3 separate regions of the Mus musculus genome follow, and all the other regions are linked to region 3. Evidence: chromatin loops called from intact Hi-C (ENCODE). Cell type or tissue: heart. All regions are shown on one strand.

Region 1 (2,500 bases), 180 kb after region 3:
CTTGTCAGATAGGCCAAAAGAAACTGAGAAAGGAATATATAATCTTTTCTTCAATGGGATTTTGCATATGCTGAATGGGACCAAGGAGTCATCCAGCCTCCAGGAATTTTCAGGCTTGGACTCATACCAACTGTCTAAATATGTAAATTAGGCTAACAATGGTCCAATTAAATATGGTCTCTCTCTCCCAGTCTTGAAGATAATACTATACAAGACTCTGGTTTCTTAGTTTCACAGAGGAACATTAGAGGGAGATCTAGTCTCCATTTATTCCTTGCTCCATCCTCAGCTCAAAGGAACAAGTGCACCTGCCCATGATTTCCATCACTTCTCCAGAACCCTGATAACTACTAACACACACACTGCAGCCAGTGGCAACTAGACCTCTATAACCCTTGGAGGCAAATACTGCTGTTATAGTCCATCTCCCCGAAAGTGGCTTCTGCAAGTGAAGCCAGCTCTGGTCTGGAAGGGCAGTCAATTGATATGAGAAAAAAACTGTAGGTGGAGAGTTAAGTACCTGTAGTGTAATCTAGAAGTGGAAGCATAGGCTACTAGGGAGAACAATCCTTGGGCCCACTGAGGCCTCACCAGAGTGGAACAGCATGTCCAAAGCAAAGGCAGAGGCCCGTCCTCCAAGCACTGCTAAGGCAGCTGTTGTGAGGGTCGTCCTGAGTGTAAGGGTAAGTCGTCGTTCAAGATAATTTCTATGAGGTTTGTATTTTCCAGCTTTCATGAAGATAAAAAAAGAATATGTCCTGTTGCTTATCAGAAGAGCTCAGTTTAAGTGAACCAATCCTCTCTCCCAAATTTATAGAAATTTGACACACAAAATATTGTCATATCATTTTTCAACACTTTTTTTAATTAGGTATTTTCCTCATTTACATTTCCAATGCTATCCCAAAAGTCCCCCATTCCCCCCCCCCACTCCCCTACCCACCCACTCCCACTCCTTGACCCTGGCGTTCCCCTGTACTGGGACATATAAAGTTTTCAAGACCAAGGGGCCTCTCCTCCCAATGATGGCCGACTAGGCCATCTTCTGCTACATATGCAGCTAGAGACACAAGCTCCGGGGGTACTGGTTAGTTCATATTGTTGTTCCACCTAAAGGGGTTGCAGACCCCATTATCTCCTTGGGTACTTTCTCTAACTCCTCCATTGGGGCTCCTGTGATCGATCCAATAGCTGACTGTGAGCATCATCATTTTTAATAAATAGAAAAACCATTGCATTTTATTATCCGTAACCCAGAGCTCTCCAAGTTTCAATCTGGGTTTGATAATGCATCTTACACCAAGATCTATAATGCCATGTCTCTCTTCTGCCTCTCATTGCAAGCTGTTGTAAAAACCACTCCACTACTCCACTTGGCTTCCAACTTTGCCATTTTTGGTTTTCCTCAATGGACTTTGGCCTTTCTGTTTAAAATGGCTGTTAATAATTTAGTACTTCAGCTGGTGCCCAAGTACAGCTTTGATAGCAGTGCCCATGCTGCCTTTTAAGTACTTGGATTCTCTACCGCTGTCTTCCCTTGTGCCTTTGCTCTTTGAATCATGACTTCTTTCTCTATATCTTTCAGGAAATTTTGCTCTCAGTTTGAAGCAGTGATTTTCTTGTCCTAATTCCAAATTACATGATCTATCTTTTTCTGAAACATTGTGTCACAAATCAACCAAAGGTTAGGTTTGCTTTATTTATTTATTTATTTTCTTGCAGATACAATCTTTAAAGGAATAGCTAAGGCCCCCTTCTCACAGCTATAGTCATCTATATTTTCGACACTTTGTTCAAAATTATAAATATATTCTTCCAAATCACTTATTTTTTTGAATCCTGTCTTCCTATCTGTGTGCTTTCTGAAGGTAGAACCAACTTTATAATTTTCACTATTTTTTTTCATATTCATGGGCTTTCCCAAGCGTGTTAGACCATGAAGAGATGTCTGCTCCATTTGCTGACAGTTTTCAACATGACAATGGTTAACTATAATCTAGTCTTACTTTTATTGGTCCCATTACGTTTGAATCTACCTAGTTCCTGTGTAGTATATTACTAACTCAGTGAAAGGAAATTATATCTGCTGAACAGTTTGTATATGGTTAACGCATGAAATTTTTGTCTGTACTTCATTCAGAAAATTAATTTAAGAAAAACAAGGGCCAGGGGCCTACAGTGTGATGAAGTCCATCCTCAGAGGCTGTTGGGTGTTTTGTTCCTTTCCTTCACAGTTACTAAGAGGAATGGAGAAGGATGGCTAGCTTAGATTTGTCTCCTGCATTCACGTAGGGTCTTTAGAAACTTCTGGACTTAGAGAGACAAATCCTCTCATTTTCTTGAATCTTGACATCAACAGTCTATAAAATAGATTAGATTATCATAGTCTCCTTTTAGCTTTTATGGCTTATTGTTTAATCATTTCAACTATCTGGAAGATCTCTGCTTTGGTGACCACTGAGGCACTGGTAGAATGAGCTGTGAGGATGGGACAGTATCA
Region 2 (2,500 bases), 170 kb after region 3:
TATGTTCCATCACAGAGACATTACATTTCAACCCTGAAGACTTATGAAAGCATTTAAAGAGGCTGCGTCATTGGTGGACAGCAAGCATTCTAAAAGCTTCCTAATGAGACGACTGAACTAGTCTATGCACATTTGATTCATCTGGTTTTACCTTAAGGATGGCACTGTCAAAGCCATCAGATGCAATAATTTCGCAGAGCTCTGAAAGACTTGTAATATGTTCTTTCATTGGGTGCTTTGAGAGAGCATAGCTCCCATTATCCACTCATTGTAGGTATCTTCTTTGTAATGAGGGGACATCACAGCTAAACAGGATGACAGTGGCAACAACATAGATTAAAGGAATTATACAAACAAGTCGAACCGCTGGGTGGCTGTGTTCTAATATGTCACCAGTAAATATCCTTTGTGGTAGTCTCTCAGTCATGAAGCCAAAATTAAAAAGGAAGAGAGAAATCAATGGCTGTCAATCATCTTTCCAAATAGTCAAATGCCCATTAGCTTGTACAAAGGCCATTTGACTTATACTTTAAAAAAATCCTCTGCTTTTTAATCTCTATTTAGTTCCATCAGGTTAAATCCTATGAGGAAGTTTTCCACTGTGACACAATGGTAGCTGCCCCAGCAGACCTAACCTTAAAGGAAGTGTGGATGCTCAGAGTCTTAGAAGTAGTCGTGGAAGAAGGAAAGCTTTGGCTGTGTCGATATTTTATGGTGGGATTCTTTTGGATTTATATTAACATAAAAATGTTCTTCTATACCAAAGATCAATTCTGAAACAAGGAAAAACATCATTGCACCCGCCTCTCAGAGGTGCCCTCACTTTCCACAAGGGCCTGGGAGAAGGAAGGTCCTTGGAGAATTCTCTGCGAGTAGATGACATTCAATTTGTTTGCTAAACATTCTTGACCTCGTGCCCTCTATAAAAATAGCTCCTTTCAGTTCTCTGAAAAGCTGTGATTGCGCTGTCCAGAATCTTAGCTGTCTTTTTTCATCTTACTGAAGATGGGTGTGGTTTGATTTTCAAGAAAGGAAGGTCAAGGTGGCAAGCTTAGCAGGCTCACCGCGATGATGCAAACACAGTGCACCCTATTTCTGCCTGTAGAATCTCCCACCCGGAAAGCACATCGTAGAGTGAAGATAAAAGGTTTTCATTGTCCAAAACCCATGCTGCACGTAATTTCTCTGCTCCTTGATTTGGTCCCCTTTCCTCCTCTGACTTACTAGGCTCCGCACAGCCTGGGAGCCCTCCAGTAACGGCCGAGCATTCTGGTGTAATCCCACCGCTGTGGCTCTAGCTATCTAAGCACGAGGATTTATTAGTTGCGAACGTTCATTTTTGTTTTTACTGGTCTAGTGCCAGTAAATAAGTCACCCAAACCCAGGCTGAGTGTCATTTGATAGGAAAAGGCTGGGATCACAAGGAAGCCTTCTGTCTTTCAACCGAAAAAAAAAAAAATGCTGAGGTAAGCAGTGTCAAAGCCAGCTGCATCAACATGATGGCCTTAAGACAAATGAGAGCTTTCACTGCTGGGTATGAGGCTCAGAGCAAAGGGCTCTGCAAACCTCCTCAGCCAGCTCAGCTGAGAGAATGGGAGTTGTAAGCGGTGGCTTTTCCAAACTCTTAGCTTTGATAAGAAGTAGTCTCCACTTCTTCATTCAGCGTGTAAACACAGTTCATCTGCAGGGGAGCTAGAGGTGAAGAGTCTTTCAAATCTATACACAGGCACAGACACACAGACACACACACACACAATCTCATCTATACACACTTAGAAGCCTGTATGCATGCCTGCAAGTATCATTTCAGTACCATTAGGAGAAAAGTATGTGGATTTCTGTATTCTCTGTGTCAGTGGTCCGCTGGCAGGCTGGAGGGCATGAGGCAGTGGGCCAAAAGTGGGGTGCACAATTGTTAGGGGCTATTAGGAGATCCGTGGTGGGAGAAGAGGAGGAGGAGGAAGCCGCCTGAGCTAGAGACAGGGACTGCTTTCTCCACAGGCCATGCCGGCTCCCTGTGACTGTTGCCAGGGCAATGGCTGGGGTATTATCAGGAATGCCTGGAGACGATATCCTTCTTTTGGACTCATGGATGGAGCAGAAGGGGGTGGATGGCTTTTCTCTTTCTGTTTCTTCTTTTCATATTCAGCAGATTAGAGTGGCGGGTTGCTGTGGAGACCATGTGGAGGAGGGCTCCCACACACCTGCACCATGAGCCGAGCAGCCAGTGTGGACTCAGACAGTCCTGGGGGCAGATTTTTGCTGTGGGAATCACAAAAACAACAACAAAAGAGGAAGTAAGAGCAAAGGAGGAAGACAGAATGGGGAGAAAGGGGTGGGGAGAGAAATTTACCCTCCAGTTCAAACAATATTGCTCTTTAATGAAACGGAAAAGGAGTCCACAAGACATAGATTGTACCCCAGAAACCCCGAAGAAATAGCTTTAGAGGGCTGCTGAGGAGTGATGAGAAGTAGGGAGATGGGTACATAGATCCTTGTA
Region 3 (2,500 bases):
TGCTATCTTATTTATTCAGGAATGCTACTCCCCTCAGCTCTCCATCTTATATCTTATAATGTGATTGCACTTGCTTATAACTCTCTTCTATTAAAGATCTCTAGATATCAACATTATCATCCTTAAAATACGTGATATTTGTAAATGATTCAGCTTCCTAAAGCATAGTTTCCTTATCTATATGATAAATATAATGCCTCATAGCAATTTAATGACAATTAAACATAAAAAATATGAGGAAAAGTGATTGGGAGCGAGTAGATGGTACAAGAATTGGTTTTTTTTCTCCCATTTCACCTTTGACTGCACCCCATTCAGCTTTATGACTTACACTGCATCAAATTCAGTCTAATTTCCAAGGTTTCAAGACACCTGTCTAGAGAGTGAAAATGAATGCAGCCATCCAGGTGTTTGGCCTTGGTGATGACAGACGTCAAACACTTTCTGAGCCATCTGGGTGTCTAGCATGCATATTCCTTACACTTGTATCCTGATCTATGTAGCTGAGGTCAGAGGGAAAAACATTATCAGAGTTTTCAAAAAATGTATAGCAGCAAGTTTTTAGAAGGCTGTGTGGATGTAGTTCGTTTCCTTTCAACTGGTTCCTATTTAAGCAACTTTTGAAAAGCAAAAGATATTTAATTTTAATATTTTTTCTGAAATCTAGACATCTTACAAAAGACAAGGAAATGTCTGTGTGCTATAAACACCACAAATTAAGAATAAGAAAATCTTCATGATGTTTTAAGGCTTGAGAATTAGATTGTTAACATCACGGAGGCACGGAGGAAGACTTTTGACATTCATCCATAAATTTCCACTTCAGATCATGACCAATTTTTTTGCATCTAAATTGCATGTGGCTGGAGCTATGTGAGAACAAAGCCCATGTACTGTATACAAAAAAGCACACAGAATAATTCCACCTTTCTTCCTGACCCTGACCATTATGTGACTCTGACATGATGTTTTCCCAGACATTTTTTAAAATGTTGTTTGGAAGCCAGAGAGAACAAACATTATTTCACTGCAGCCAGTCACACGTGCATCCAGTCATTGTAATCCAGCATCTGCCATCCAGGTCGTTGCTTAAATAGATGCTGCATTAAGATCTGATGTCCTGTGAGCAGCTGCTGCAATTCTCCTCAGTCACAGGGATGAATCTTGGATAACATTTCTGGCTCCGAGAAATCCCCAAGTCGCAGAGAGACGATTTGGTTGACCTAGCCGCTTTGCACTCCCGTTACAGCATGTTCCACAGCAAAGTCCCCGGGGATAACGTGAGAGTTTTTAACAGTGCCGAAAGCCACCCTGTAATCATCCTATGTGGATTTCACTAGCATTCCAAGGCATCTCAAACAATTCCAAGAAGACTTTGGGGGACCTAGGAGGTTTTCTAAACATTTTCTTTCTGCTTGAAAACACTGAAGATAAACAGCTCCCCACAGGTACCACAACATTAGAGTTATTTGATCGTGAATACAAGCCATCAACTGTCATTGCACCTCAAGACAACTGAGTGGCCCAAAGACATCATTCCTGAAAAACTCCCAAAAAGTGTTGTTTTTCATACCTTTACATTAAAAAATGGGATGTTAGGAGGCAGTAATTTACTTCAATATTCTGTATTCTGATTAATTTGTTATCTAAAAGCAGAAATAAGTAGCAGGAGAGGAAGAAAGAACATTCCTGTTAAGTGGATTTGTTGGTAATATGACCAGCTGCAAAGTAGTGTGGAAGAGAGAGGCTGCCAAGAGGCAGTGTCTACAATAGTTGATTGTCTTGGAGTCCGTTATTGGTAGGATCTTCAGCCATTAAAACTGGAACATGACAACCAGCCTTGGCTTAGGGGCAAGAACTCTAAATTTGTAGTCAAACAAGTATCCCTAAGCCAGTTGGAACAGGCTGTGAGAACCAAATACTGCATTTTTCTGGAATTGTGGAAACCATTAATGTTACCTTGGTGGCTTAAAATTGGCCATAGCAGCAGTATTCATACTGTGGTTGGGAACATATGACAGAAACCAGGGCTTTTATTTCTTGAAGAGATTGTTGCTAAGCTTTCATTAGCTTTTAGCAAACCAATCAAACTGAACTTTTGAAAAGTCTAACGTGTGCCACTTGTGACACAGGGAAATGACAAAGCAGTAATGATCTGAGACAGAGCGACAGTCTTTGAGTTAGGAACGGGAATGATATACAATTGTAATACTCTTATCAGGATCCAATCAGGTGTTCTTCGTAACCCACATTTTATGTTCATTTGGATATATTATTCACTTAATAAATATTAATAGAGCATAATTTCCTTTTTTGGCTTGGATTTGCTGCTAGTGCTGGAGACAAGAGGATGAGTAGATTGGCACGGACCTCAGAGACATCAAATCCTGATTACAAGATAATATTGACAACTTTGGTGTGAAATATAAATGCTCAAGATTGGAAGAGAGAGAAATGAGCCACTGCTTCCAATATTTGTTAAGGTACTAGTAGTTCATTC

The links. A loop is a pair of places that touch in the nucleus more often than their neighbours do. Peaks named below come from ENCODE experiments on the same cell type or tissue, not always from the same donor. Only the 100,000 strongest peaks of a DNase experiment are listed, where the experiment ranks them.
Region 1: it touches region 3 in a loop (1.8-fold over the local background); 2 of 42 quality-filtered maps call a loop at or near these places.
Region 2: a loop joins it to region 3, with 1.8 times the contacts of the local background. A loop is called at or near these places in 2 of 42 quality-filtered maps.

Annotation. Positions count from the first base shown.
Region 1 is chr4:81,733,527-81,736,026 of GRCm38, reverse strand. No RefSeq gene overlaps it. Among named protein-coding and RNA genes, the nearest start is that of Gm11412, 8.9 kb to the left of the region's middle. In heart, no CTCF peak of the experiment used is centred here; no DNase peak of the experiment used is centred here.
Region 2 is chr4:81,743,736-81,746,235 of GRCm38, reverse strand. It overlaps Gm11412 (a long non-coding RNA gene), which reads right to left. Exons shown (of 3, transcript XR_881378.1): 2 at 152-2,262. Among named protein-coding and RNA genes, the nearest start is that of Gm11412, 1.4 kb to the right of the region's middle. In heart, no CTCF peak of the experiment used is centred here; DNase peaks (open chromatin) are centred at 1,275 and 2,085; H3K27ac peaks cover 1,574 bases.
Region 3 is chr4:81,912,189-81,914,688 of GRCm38, reverse strand. No RefSeq gene overlaps it. Among named protein-coding and RNA genes, the nearest start is that of Gm46886, 21 kb to the left of the region's middle. In heart, no CTCF peak of the experiment used is centred here; DNase peaks (open chromatin) are centred at 1,158 and 1,828.